Regions from separate parts of the Homo sapiens genome. Here region 1 is linked to region 2. A link is a loop called in an ENCODE intact Hi-C map of the cell type or tissue named here. Cell type or tissue: endothelial cell of umbilical vein. All regions are shown on one strand. Each heading gives the region's core, and the rest is flanking DNA. Links, peaks and the distances in the headings are about the cores only.

Evidence for each region. Peaks named below come from ENCODE experiments on the same cell type or tissue, not always from the same donor. Only the 100,000 strongest peaks of a DNase experiment are listed, where the experiment ranks them.
Region 1: it touches region 2 in a loop (2.3-fold over the local background); 1 of 110 quality-filtered maps calls a loop at or near these places.

What each region holds. Positions count from the first base shown.
Region 1 is chr5:33,164,334-33,171,812 of GRCh38, reverse strand. No RefSeq gene overlaps it. Among named protein-coding and RNA genes, the nearest start is that of LINC02160, 62 kb to the left of the region's middle. In endothelial cell of umbilical vein, for the core only: no CTCF peak of the experiment used is centred there; no DNase peak of the experiment used is centred there.
Region 2 is chr5:33,254,573-33,262,051 of GRCh38, reverse strand. It overlaps LINC02160 (long intergenic non-protein coding RNA 2160), which reads right to left. Exons shown (of 4, transcript NR_147008.1): 4 at 6,499-6,576. Among named protein-coding and RNA genes, the nearest start is that of LINC02160, 29 kb to the right of the region's middle. In endothelial cell of umbilical vein, for the core only: no CTCF peak of the experiment used is centred there; a DNase peak (open chromatin) is centred at 3,791.

The sequences.
Region 1 (7,479 bases), core at 1,937-5,936, 90 kb after region 2:
GTTTTAGACATGAAGTCCTTGCCAATGCCTATGTCCTGAATGGTATTGCCTAGGTTTTCTTCTCGGGTTTTTATGGTTTTAGGTCTAACATGTAAGTCTTTAATCCATCTTGAATTAATTTTTGTATAAGGTGTAAGGAAGGGATCCAGTTTCAGCTTTCTACATATGGCTAGCCAGTTTTCCCAGAACCATTTATTAAATAGGGAATCCTTTCCCCATTGCTTGTTTTTGTCAGGTTTGTCAAAGATCAGATAGTTGTAGATATGTGGCATTATATGACATGTTACAAGGCATTTTCCTCTCTAACCTTAATCTTCTGTCTATTCTTCCCATTTTTCTCTTTCACAATACTGAAAGCATTTCAGTAACCCCATTATAACAGACTCTCTTTTGCTTCCATTATTCCAATATATTCTTTTCCTTCTTCCCCAGCTGATGGGCATCTTTTAGACTCCTTCTTAGGATTCCCCTTCTATTGATGGCCTTCTGCAAGCTTCCTTAATCTGTGCCTGAGCTAATTACTTCTTCCTCTGTATTTTTTCTAATTATCAATTATGTCTTTTTTTAAATTTCACATAGTCACAGTATTGTGGCTGCACATGAGAGTAGGATAGTTGTTTCAGTTTGTTTCAGTAAGTATCCAAGTAGGTGACTGCACGCTCTTCTCAGGTGGAGGGCAATACTATTTGCTTAGAAAAGCAGTTGTCTGAAATTAGAGATCCAAACCTCACTTATATTAAAATAGCTGTAGTTCTGAGATGTGTAGTCTCTGAAAGGGGAACAATTGTAGAAATATTTATTTATACCCTATGATGTTTAGAAGTGTGATTTAAAGTGGCTATTGTGAATTATGGAAGTCAAGAAGGTACTAGTAAAAAAGTGGAATAGGATCTTTTGTTTGAGAATATTCAAGTAATAGAGACTTTTGGTTGCACTCCAATTCCATTTGTCTCTTCCTGAGTATGTGTAACTAGAGTCCTATAAGAAGATGATTAGGAAGGATCATAGAAAAATATTTGAAGAAATGTTGGAGGGCATTTAAAAATGTGATAGAAATTAAAAGCAAGCTCAACAAAATGCAAGTGGAAAAAATTGCAGGACATCATAAACTGCTCAAAGCCAGTGATGAAGAGAAAATCTTAAAAGTAAAAACAGGAAAAAAGACATATTATGTAATAAGGAACAGAAATGAGAGTGACAACAGATTTCACATGGGAAACAATGCATGTCAGAAAACAGTGGAGCGACATTTTTAAGGTACTGAAAGAACAAAAAACTGTAAAGCAAGAATTCTAGAGCCAACACAAATATCTATCAATAATGAAAAAGAAATGACTATTTCAGACATAAAAAGCTAAAATACAACAGACAAGATCTGCAAAACATATCAAAAGAAGTCCAGATAGAAGTAAAATGAGGGCAGATAGTAATCTAGCTATACAAAAGATAGAAGACCACTGGAAATGTTAAATATGAGGCTAAGTATAAAAACATTTGTCTTATTTTAAAAATGAATTTAAAAGATAATATACTATTTAAAACAATGATAATAACAATATAACTATATAACACATGTAGAAGTAATATGTATAGTGATAGTACGAAGTCCAGAATAGCATACTGCTGTAAAATTCCTTTCCTATGAAGATGTGGTGTAATATTAACTGAATGTTGACTATAATAATGTAAAGATCTATACTAAACCCTAAATCAACTACTAAAGGAACAAAAGAAAAAATATATATAGCCAATGCTGTAGATAACAAAGAATCATAAAAATATTCAGTTAATCCAAAATAAGGCAAAAGAGGGAAATAAAAAAGTATGGACAAATTGAAATCAAATAGCAAGATGGCAGCCTCTAAGCTAATACACAATAATCACATTAAATGTAAATGGTCTAATCAGCCCAATTTAAAAAGCAAATATTGCCAGATTGATAAAAAGTGATACCTAATTATATGCTGTCTGTGAGAAACTAACTTTAAATATAAAGACATGTGTAGGTTAAAAGTAAAAGACTGGAGGGCAGTAATATTATGCCTACATTAATCTAAGAAAGCTAGAGTGGCTATAGTAATACCAGGCAAAGTAAATGCCATGTGCTATTTCTAGAGCTAAAGAAGGTCATTTCATAATGATAAGTCAATTCATAAAGAGTACATAACAGAGCTAAATATGTATGCAACTAATAACAGATACTTTAAAAATATGAAGCAAATATTGATAGAACTGAAAAAATATATGCAGCCACAATATTAATCAGAGATTACAACACCCTTGTCTCAATAATTGGTAGAACAAGGAGAAATAAGAAAATAGAAGACTTGAAACAACACTACGCCCATCTTGACTTCACTGACATTTATAGAAGTCTCCACTCAACAATATGGGCAAACGTTATTTTCAAGTGCACACAGAACATTTACTGAAATAGACCATATTCTTCACTACCTAAAAATGTCTCAAAGTATTCAAAAGGGTTTAAATTATATAAAGTGTGGAATCTGACTGCAAGGGAATCACATTAGAAATCAGTAACAGAAAAGTATTTGGAAAATGTTCAACGATTTGAAAACTAAGCAGGATCTTTTTTAAATAACACATTGGTCAAAGCAGAGTTTATAAGGAAAATTTAAAAATACTGTGATTTGGCCGGGCGCGGTGGCTCACGCCTGTAATCCCAGCACTTTGGGAGGCCGAGGCGGGCGGATCACGAGGTCAGGAGATCGAGACCATCCTGGCTAACACAGTGAAACCCCGTCTCTACTAAAAAACACAAAAAATTAGCCGGGCGTGGTGGCGGGCGCCTGTAGTCCCAGCTACGCGGGAGGCTGAGGCAGGAGAATGGCGTGAACCGGGAAGGCGGAGCTTGCAGTGAGCCGAGATCGCGCCACTGCACTCCAGCCTGGGCGACAGAGAGAGACTCTGTCTCAAAAAAAAAAAAATATTGTGATTTGACTGAAAACTAACGCAAGGCATATCATAATTTGTGTGATACTGCTAAATTGGTGCTTTGAGGAAAATTTATTACATTAAACACGTATTAGAAAAGAGAAAATTTTCATTTCAATGCCCTAAGCTTCTACCTTAAGAAACCAACAAATAAGAGTTAGTTATACCCTGCAAAGAAGTAATGGGAAAAAAATCCTAAGTGCAGAAATAAATGAAATAGAATTTAGGAAAATAGAGAAAATTTGTAGCCTGAAACCAAAGTTTGATTAGAGAAAATCAATGAAGTTGTCAAATCTCTAGCTATATTGATCAAATAAATAAAGAAAAAGGCACAAATTACCAATATCAGGAAAGAGAGGGTCATATCTATAAATCTTAGAGACTTTAAAAGAATATGGGAGTATTAAAACAAATTTATGAATACGCTTGATAATTAGATGAAATGGGAAATTTCCTTGAAAGACAAAAATTGCCAAAGTCCCTCAAGAGAATAGATAACATGGATAGCCCTATGTTTTTTAAAGACACTGAATTTATATTTACATATATTACACAGACACAGACACACAAACACATGCACAAATAAATAAATTCCAAGCTCAGAAAATTTCACTGGTGAATTCTACATTAAAGAAGCAAACAATAGCAATTTTACACAAATGTCTCAAGAAAACCAAAGAGAGAATATTTCTCAACTCATTCCATGAGTTCAACCCTTCCCTAATACCAAAACTAGACAAAGGTATTACAATAAAAGACAACTGCAGACCAATATCTCTCATTAACACAGATTTAAAAATTAAAAATTTTAGCAAATGGAATATAACAATATGTTGAAAAGTTAATGCATCATAATCAAGAAAGGGTTATCCCAAGAAAGAAGGCACAGTTGGTTTAGTATTTGAAAATTAATCAATGTAATTTACCATATTAACATTTTAAAAATAAAAATTGTATGATCATCAGAATAGATGTAGAAAATGCATTTGACAAAGTCCAAATTCATTCCTGATAGAACTCTCAGCAGTCCAGAAATAGAACATTTCTCAACCTAATAAAGGACATATATGTGCTCCCACTCAGACAGACAGCACAGCATGTGGAAACTCACATCGGGAACTTTTGCTCCTAATACTACCACAGGAACATACCAGGAAACCCAAAAGAATTCACAGACTGTTTGAAAGAAGTGGCTTGTCACTGCAAACTTCATGAGGCAGCCAAAAAACTATGAGTTCCCAAAGTGTGAGAGGGGGAAAGTCTACCTTCAAACACATATCCTCACTGGGGAACCTGAAAATCCAGATCATGGGAGAAGGATATAACCTTACCTAGAGCTGAAATGGATTTAGAGAGCCAAGCGAAACACAAAAGTAGAAGAAACTGCAAGAAGAGCCCTGTAGGCACTCCTGGTACCTAGGGAAGCCATTTCTGACTTTATCTCAAGGTGTCCTTGGGGAGGGCTGCCAGTGGGATTGGGGAAAGACCGCAAGGAAAAGGAAACTTCCAGTGAACTTTGTAATAATTTTGACTGAATGTAAATTTTCTAGGGCAATATCCAGGAGTGGAGGGGCAGTGAATGGGAAGTGCAGCACAGAAGCTTTGGCAGGTGGGGAGGCCAAACCCTGAAAGCCCTGCTTGCTTTCTCTCAGTGAGGAGGCTTGTCGCCTGAGGCAAGATATCAGCCCTGCTCACCAGCTGCCTGGCTGTAAGCTCAGTACTTTTGGTGGGGCACACTGGGAGTGAGACTGGCCTTGCTGACTGTGTGGGAATTAGGTGAGGCCTGTCGCTGTTTGCTTTCCCCCAGTTCCCTGGTGACCTGTATATGCAGCAGAGGCAGCCATAATTCCCCTGGGAACATAACTCCATTGGCCTGAGAACCACACCCCTATCTCCCACAGCAGCCATAGCAAACCCCTCCCAAGGGGAGTCTGAGCTTAGATATGCCTAAGCCTGCCCCCACCTAATGGTCTTTCTGTACCTGCCCTCGTAGCCAAAGACAAAAGACATAATCTCTTGGGAGCTCTATGACCCCTGCCAATTGCCTAAGAAACCCAAATACTTATCCAAGTGACCTTAGGACAAGCTTGTATCCCCCCTATACTACTGCAGCTGAAGCTGTCTTGAAAGCGCCACCTCCTGGCTGGTGGCCAACCAACTCAAGCCATTACAGCAACTCATAAAAGAAAAACCGTGCTCCAAGAAAGGAGAAAACAACAGCTATTTCCACTGCCTGCCACATCCTGGCTAACCAGAGGTCCTGAGTCTGACCACATGACAACTTCGCTGCTAGCACAACCAGCATTTGAGAAAACTGGTGCACTAAACAAAACTACAGCCAAGGACCCTCACAGAGTCCACATGGTTCCCCTGCTACCTCCACTGGAGCAGGTGCTGGTAACCATGATTGAGAGACCTGAAGATGGATCACATCACAGGACTCTTTGCAGACACTTCCCAGTACCAGTCCAGAGCCTGGTAGCTCTGCTGGGTGGCTAAACCTAGAAGGGCAATGACAATCACTGCAATCCAGCTCCCAGGAAGCCCCATCCCTAGGGAAAGGGGGAGAGCACATCAAGAGAGTACCCATGGGACAGCAGCGCTTGAGCCCCAGATCTTTCCTTTGAAATAGCCAAATGCGAAGGAACCAGAAAAATAATTCTGGTAATATGACAAAACAGGGTTCTTTAACACCCCCAAAAGATCACACTAGCTCACCCGCAATGGATACAAACCCAGAAGAAATCTCTGAATTGCCAGAAAAAAAGAATTCAGAAGCCCAGTTATTAAGCTACTCAAGGAGGCATAAGAGAAAGATGAAAACCAACTTAAGGAAATTTTGAAAAATGCAGGATATGGACAAAAAAGTCTCCAGAGAAATAGACAGCATAAATAAAAAACAAGGACAACTTTGGGAAATGACACACATCGAGAAATACAAAATACACTGGAAACTTTCAACAATAGAATCGAACAAGTAGAAGACAGAACTTCAGAGCTCAAAAACAAGGCTTTTGAATTAATCCAATCCAACAAAGACAAAGAAAAAAGAATTTTAAAAAATGAACAAAACCTCCAGGAAGTTTGGGAACTATGTTAAACAACCAAACCTAAGGATAATTGGTGTTCCCAAGGAAGATGGGAAACCTAAACATTTGGAAAACGTATTTGAGGGAATAATTGAGAAAAACTTCCCTGGCCTTGTTAGAGGTCTAGACACCCAAATATAAGAAGCTCAAAGAGCAACAGGGAAATTCATTGTGAAAAAATCATCACCTGCACACATAGTCATCAGGTTACCTAAAGTCAAGACAAAGGAAAGAATCTTAAGAGCTGTGAGACAAAAGCATCAGGTAACCTGTAAAGGAAAGCCTATCAGATTAACAGCAGATTTCTCAGCAGAAACCTTACAAGCTAGAAGGGATTGGGATCCTATCGGCCAGGAATTTTGTATCCAGAGAAACTAAGCTTTATAAATGAAGGAAAGATGAGGTATTTTCCAGACAAACAAATACTGAGAGAATTTGTCACTATCAAGCCAGCACTATAAGAACTGCTAAAAGGAGCTCTAAATCTTGAAACAAAACCTTGAAATACACCAAAATAGAACCTCCTTAAAGCATACATCTCACAGGACCCATGAAACAGTAACATAATGAAAAAAAAAAAAACCAAGGTATTCAGGCAACAACTAGCATGATGAATAGAATAGTACCCCACGATCTCAATACTGATGTTGAATGTAAATGGCCTGAGTGCTCCACTTAAAAGATACATAATGGAAGAATGGATAAAAATTCACCAACCAAGTATCTGCTGTCTTCAAGAGACTCACCTAACACATAAGAACTCACATAAACTTAAGATAAAGGGATGGAAAAAGATATTTCATGCAAATGGACACCAAAAGTGAGCAGGAGTAGCTATTCTTATATCAGACAAAACAGACTTTTTAACAACCATTAAAAAAGACAAAGAGGGACATTGTATAATGGTAAGAGGACTAGTCCAACAGGAAAATATTACAATTCAAAATATATATGGACCTAACACTGGAGCTCCCAAATTTATAAAACAATTGCTACTATACCTAAGAAATGAGATAGTTGCCAACATGATAATAGTGGGGGACTTCAGTACTCCACTGACAGCCCTAGACAGGCCATCAAGACAGAAAGTCAACAAAGGAACAATGGACTTAAACTATGCCCTAGAACAAATAGACTTAACAGATATTTACAGACCATTCTACCCAACAACTGCAGAATATACATTCTTTTCATGAGCATGGGGAACATTCTCCAAGATAGACCACATGATAGACCACAACCAGTCTCAATAAACTTAAGAAAATAAGAATTATAACAAGTACTCTCCCAGGCCACAGTTCAATCACTGGAAAACCTAGAGGAGATGGATAAATTCCTGGAAACGTACAACCCTCCTAGATTGAACCAGGAAGAAAGGTCTTACCTTAAGGTAATAAAAGCCATCAGTGACAAACCCACAGCCAACATTATACCA
Region 2 (7,479 bases), core at 1,697-5,696:
ATTAAATTTCGTTCTCTGCTCCCTGTTATGTTCTTTTTGAAAAAAATTTTCTCAACCATAACTTTCCATGTCTGTTATAAGCCATTCATTAGAGTTTTTTGTCAGGTCAGCGCATATTTACAAATCTAGTTAGTTCTTATTTTTCCATTACAAACAAATGTTAGAACATCATTCTCCAAAACCCTATCTCAGAAACAGACAAATTTGCTTTTATTTTTGAAGTTTATTGTTTAGTTTAAATCAGATTTTCTAGATCTTTCCTTTTTACAATACAAACATGAATTCTGTTAACTGAGACTACTTGAAGCTACCCAGTTACCCAGTGTCAGTTTGTACTAACTATAGATTTTTAGACCAATAGCCCTTGTTTTCTCCATACATTTCTTGGAATTTTCTATTGCTTTTGGTATTAAGATTTTTTTTTTTTTGGTCAAAACACTGGGTTTGCCCACCTCCTCCTCCTCCTCCAACAAGATGCCAGAAAGAAAGAAGCATGAGTCATAGGAAAATGAAAGAGGAATGTCTCAAATATTAGGATGAGAAGACTGCTCTTCTCATCTAACAGATTCTCATTTCCTGCCCCGCGTCATTTCTTCCCATTGAAATAACAACTGTAATTCTAGTCATGGGTGTGTGAGTGTTTGTGAGGGTGGGTGGGAGGTCTTCAGAGGTCTCAATAAAAAAGAGAGAGTATGAAACTTTTGTTATTTCCTGTTTCTGAATATGTCTTTTGGTTAAGGATGTTGGAAGGGGTGAGAATCTTTGGATCTCTGTAGTGCTTGTAGTGGTGATGGGGAGTATTGAATGTTTCCAAGCCAGTACGGCACACTGAATAACTGGATCAGAGTTCTCTTTTGGTGGGAATAATATTAATAAATAATGGAAGGTAACTACATGTTGAAGACTTGTAGAGTAATCATGAGTTTCACCTTCTCATGCCAGGTGACTCTTCTTTATGGGTATAGTCCTGTATTTGGTCTTCTAGCTTCCATGTGAAACTAGTCAACTTCGAGAAGTTTTGATCTGTCTCAACAGAAATGAATCAGGGAGAGGGGAAACAAATAAATAAATGGTAGTTACATCAAGGTGGTATACTAAGTATTAAATACAAATTCTCAAAACTTTTACCCATTTTCATTTAAAAATATTTATTTATTATTTGTACTCTCATAGAAAAAAATAAAGATCTCTCAAGAGGTCTCTCAAGACATTTGCAAACAATAAGGTTTTGTTTTTTCATGAGCCAAGATGGATTTTGGTTTGTCCTGACTTTCCTTGAAGTAGTTGTATTTCAAATGATTAATTGCCTTGAGCTGCTTTTAAAAATTGTTTTCCTGCTTCTGTGATTTTTTTATTGTGACAAAATTTGAAGGAAGTAGTAGAAATAATATTAATTATTGAAGTTTCAAGAATTTCTTCTTTTTCCTTTCCTTTAGGAATAAAATTAAAATGTAAAAATCTTGGAATTTGGCATTAACCAGCTTAAAATTTAGTATGCTAAAAATAATAATATCAATTCAACATTATTCTATGAAACTTATACAAAATTTTGGAAACATGGTCTTTACAGATGCTATATATTTCAGTTATACAAGTTCAGAATTAAGTGTTTATGCCACGTTACATTTAGATTATAGAGTTACTTATATTTCCTCACCTTTCATATTTTATTAAAGAGATTCTCTGACTCTCTAGCCTCTAGTAGCTTTTGATAACAGTCCTTTCTCCCTAGGGAACCCAACCTCTCTTATTAATGAAGTCCAAATATGAGTCACCAATCCACATTCCCAAACACTATGCTTTTTAGGTGGCTCTTCGTACTCCTTTACCTCTGGACCAGGCTAATCAGAAGTGGAGGACTTCAAGTTAATAAGTCATGTTATAGAATTTTTTCTATTATAACTAGGGCTCAGTATTTTTTTAAAATCCTAAAATACCACTAAATATCTTTGGCCACATAAAAGACTAGATTTCCAGTTCAGAATGACAACAGATATAGGGCTTGACATATCAGGTACCAAATAATGCTGTGGCAAAGTTTGGATTTTTTTTGAAGATAGTAAGATGTATGCCAATCTGTAATATCACTTGCATTAATGGATTTCCGAGTACTATATAAATCGACGATTATTCTTATTAAGCAGTGCTAATATATTTTACAAACAAAAATTCTCCCCAGTTTTATCCCTTTATATGTGTCATATCAAAAGACTTAGTCAAAGCTGCTTTCTACTGCTTCTGATGTTATATGCTTCATAAAAGTGTCCCTGTGCTATGCTTCTAATGAAACTTTATTTTGTCTTGTTTTATGTAACACATTTGAAAATTCTATCTTTTAAAATACATTATTTTTATTGCTACAGGGGTATTATGTTATGATGCTTTCTTTTACAGTTTATTCTTGTATTGACTTTAGTTCCAAAAATAAATTAATTCATATATTACTTTTGGTAATACCTGAAAAAAATTAAGTTATTCACAAAATATTTGTGAATCCTGAATCAGTGTAAGTTCTATTCAATTACAGAAATAGTAATTGCATACCTACTAGCACTATCTGAAGTTATATAAAATGAGATTTTTGTTTTCTTATTTTTGCTTTTGCCTTCTTCCAGAGAGTATTGAGTTCCACGAGAGAAAGGCCTTTGTTGGTTCACTGCTGGATTGCTGGTTTCTATAATATTTCATGGCACATAGTAAACTGCCAATAAATATTTGCTGAATGAATTCACTTATTCAGAAAATATTTATTGAGTGTCTCTTGTATGCCACATATCTAGGCACTGAGGATAGAACAGTGAATGGGCCAAAGTCCTGACTTTTTGGAATTTATTTTCAAGTGGGAAGAGAGAGATTATAAAATACGTGACCCTGAAAATATATGTCATATGTCTGATGTTGATAGTGCCAAGAAGAAAAATAAAGCAGGACAAGGTGTGGGGAGAGAGAATTATTATCCTAGCTAAGGAATTAAGTGAAGGCCTCTCTGAGAAGGTGAAAAATGATTGAATGTTACTACTCCTGTGCCACTGCCACTGGTGATACTGAAGAAAGTGGAAGACCAGGTCTTAGACTCCAAGGTGAGTATAATATGATGATAAAGTCAGACATATTACCTATCATAAACATAATGTGCAATGATAGTGTCATACGTACATGCTATGGAACAGTGTCTGGAGAATGAAGCATAGCCACCTATTAGCAAGCAGAGTATATGGTGGTGGGGTGGAGGATGACTACAGTCTGAAAATGCAGAACTGATTCTAGGCTGTGAAGGTTCTGCCAGATCAAGGACTTTGGGCTTCAGTCAATAGCTGGTGGGTGACTAATGGTAGTCTTTAAACATGGAAAGGGACCAATCAGAGCTACATTCTAAAAACTAACTGGTAGCAAAATGGGTGGATTCGAGGGCATGAGATTGGGTCAGCTGATGTTTTGATAGAATTTGTGATCAAATATTACTTGAAATAACAGAACCTTAGTTGGGCCAAATCTTTTCTTCAAACAAAAGAATAGTGCTTCCAAGATTTTTGTTTTTATGGTCGAACCGGATTACCATATAAAGACATAAGAAAGAAAGAAATAATATTTCATGACAAACTAGCTGAGAAGGATCAAGAGAAAGGCAAGAATGAAGATTTATAATCTGGGATTTATAGAATAGCTGTAATTGGTACAGGGAAAACACCCAATTTATCTGGATATACTTGTGTTTCCCTATTTAATCCACATGGTGTCATTTTTTACATGTGTTTTCTCAGAGCAGTTATTTTCATTCACAGGCTGTGGTGATGACTCACTTCATTCCCTTTTGGGTATTAGAGGCTCTTATTTCATTCAGGAGATTTTCCGATTCACCAGACAGTGCATTAGACATTATTGTCTTGTTGGAATTTGGCTGGGGGAAAATACTTAAAGAAATATATCACTGTTGCTTGTACCACCCTCACAAACACATTTTATTTAGCAAAATCTGAACCTGATGAGGAATCCGTATTAGTTTGCTAAGGCTGCCATAACGAAGTACCATAGACTGGGTGGCTTAAATGAAAGAAGGTATCATCTCACAGTGCTGAAGGCTAGAAGGCTGAGATCAAGGTGTAGGCAGGGTTGGTTCCTGTTTTGGACATTGAGGGAAAGATACGTTCCAGCCCTCTCTCCTTGGCTTGTAGATGACATTCTTCTCCCAGTGTTTTCACATGGTCTTCCATCTGTGCAAGTCCCTCTGCACAAATCTGTGTCCAAATTTCCTCTTCTTGTAAGGACCCCGTGCTTAGGGTCTACTCTAATAACCTCATTTTAACTTAATTACCTCTTTAAAGGCCCTATTTTCAAATATGGTCATATTCTGAGGTACTAGGGGTTAGAACTTCAGCATATGAATTAGGAGGATGGGGAATTCAGATGATAATAAAGTCTAAATGTTTGGCTTTTTCTCTCCAGATACCCAGTTTCCCTAAAGTGACAATCACACCCAGTGACTGGCTGATGCAGTGCTATAAAGGTCTGTTCCACTTGCTGCAAATTCAGGACAATTCCGTAAAGCCATCCCAGCCCCAGAACTCGCTGTGCCATGAGCTGAGTTCTTTGTTATGAGAGTATCACAGCTCCCCTCTCTACCTAGTCCTACTTCCTCACTCCCTCATAAGTGTTGGGTCCTTATAAATTTGCCAAGGAACTCAACCTGTGACAACTTTAGTTCAATAGATTTGACCCTTTCCTTGCAAGGGAACTATTGGTTTCTTACTATTATTGTCAGTTGTCCTCATTAACAAAGTCATTTACTAACTGGCTGCAAATTACTGAAAATTGTTTGGAACGACAATTTTTCGTATAGACTTCAATGATTATTCTGGCTAAAGGTCATTTTTTTTCTCTGCACTTCTGTAGGACAGCCCTGTACAATTTAGTACTTTAATGGTGATTTGTATTTTTTGCTCATTCACATTTGTAAATTATTTAAGGTTGCACATTTCTTGAAAGTTGATATGCTTCTATCAGATTTTTTTCTGTTCTTCAAAATGTTTAACGTAGTTTCAGAGCTCTAGTTGGTACTTAAGGAATTTGGGAGCATACAGTAGTGTAGATACCCCAGAATTTTTAAATGAGAGTGTGGAATCTGAATTATAAAACTCATATTAGGGAAAGCCTACACTGGGAAAAGAAATTGCATATGTGGTATAAAATAAATAGAAGATCTGTGTTTGAATATTGACTATGCTGTTTACTCACTATGTGATCTTATAAAAGTTACTTACCCTCCCTGAGCCTGAGTTTTCTCATCCATAAAATAGGAATATTTTTAATAGCAATCTTATAAAGTTGCTGTGAATGTTAAATGAGATGCAGTATTAAATAAGATGCATGCAGTATTTAGCACATGATTCAATCATAAAATGGATATTACCTTCACACTTCAATATTTCTGAATTCATGATGCATCTTGTGATTAGTGTCAAAAGAAATTTGTCAATTTTACACAACGAAGTGGAGTGTGATACATTAATAGTTCTTAACGTCTATATGAGTGGACTTAGTCATCAGAGAAGATAACTATTCACCCAGTTACTTGCCTCAGTTAAACACCTTGTAGTTGTGACAGAACCTTAAATTTGGATACCTAATTATTATTTTAAGGTGTCCCCAAAAGGATTACATTATAATCCAAAGACATAGCTTTAACATAAATGGTTACAGTGGAGCAGATTGCCTATCATATGCCAAGTAATTCAAATAAAGATGATGGAAATTTTTAGATATTTTAGAATTAGCTGTATAACCTTAAAAATTAGAAAAAGTTGTATGACCAGTTGATGAATTATGAAAACCAAACTCTAAATCTAATCCTAAAGAAGCAATCAGACAAACCCAAATTGAGGGGCATCCTACAAAATAACTGATCTATGTTCTTCGAAAATGTCAGTGTCTGGGAAAGCAAAGCAAAGCAAAGCAAAGTTGAGGAACTTTTTAGAGTTAAGAGAGACTAAACCAGTATGACAACTAAATAAAATATATGGTCTGGATTGGATCTTGAATTAGAAAAAATAAAATTGCCATGAAGGACAAATTAGGACAATTGGTAAAATATGGTATTGACAATTTGATTATCATATTGCATCAATGTTAAATTTTCTGAATTTTCTTATTATACTTATTATATTATATAAAATTCTTAAATACTATAATTAATCTAATTATACTGACTTATTTAAGAGTTTTCCCAGGTTAAGTTCCTCAGCAAGTTTGTAAGGACTCAACACTTGTGAGGGAGTGAGGAAGTAGGATTAGGGAGAAAGGGGAGCTGTGATACTCTCACAACAAAGAACTCAGCTCATGGCACAGAGAGCTCTGGGGCTGGGATGGCTTTACGGAGTTGTCCTGAATTTAGGGCAAGTGGAGCAGACCTTTATACCACTGCATCAGCCAGTCACTGGGTGTACACTGCCCCAGGGAAGAGTACATGACATTCATCAAAGTGTGTCTCTTTAGCCAAGGATAATTTCCAGAAGGGGATTCAGCTGCAAGCTGTTCATTGCCAAAACTCTTCAGCTGATGGGGAAAATTAGTAGTTCAGTCCTAAAGAGGGAAGAGGAATATAGGTGTCAGACCACAGCATCCAATCTGGTTATCATATCTGTAATTTACTTTAAAATGATTCAGTAAGTAAAATGATGTGAGAACAAAGATAATACCAAAAATGCGGAAAAGCAAGAAAGATCTCAAATTAGCAAAATACGAAAAAACCGGTGAATCTGGGTGAAGTACTGTTTTCAGCTTTTCTGTAGGTTTAAATTTAAAAAGAAAAAGTTTTAAAAATGAAATTCCCAGGTGATACCAGTACACTAGCAGATTGGAGGACTGTGGAATGAAGTCATCTTTAGAATTCATCCCAGCTCTAGCATGAGGGAATTCTGTGACATGATCAGATTGGTTATGGTGCATTTGCTTTGGGCTTTTGAAGCCATGGAACCACAGCATATTTCCTACATGTTTGTTTTGTCCATAAGTTCTCAAACTTTAGTAAATCATATTGTTTAATTAAATGGGTTTGAGGGATTGTAATACCAACCCTGAATTTATAAATAAAGCTGTTCTTTTCTCTATTTTGATGAACAGTGGGCAAGTTTCTGTATTAAAGATCAATTATTATCCATTTGAAGAAAAACAAGGAAGCTGAGAATATTCAAGATAAATTTATTGAGATTATTAGATCTCACAGTTAATGAAATTGTGTTGTAATAGATACATACTGTCAATAGTTTATTGAAAAACTGCAAGCAAAGCAAATGTCTTTGCCTTTATTAAAAGTCAGGGGAAGATATAGCAGGCTCAAATATTTAATATTTATCTTTTTAATTGTGAAATCATCTTTGGGATATTTATTTATTATGAAATACATTTTAAAATATTGCTTAATTCTAAAATACGATTTAAAATAAACTATTTTTCTGTGGTTTTTACTGAGTCCTCATCTCACTA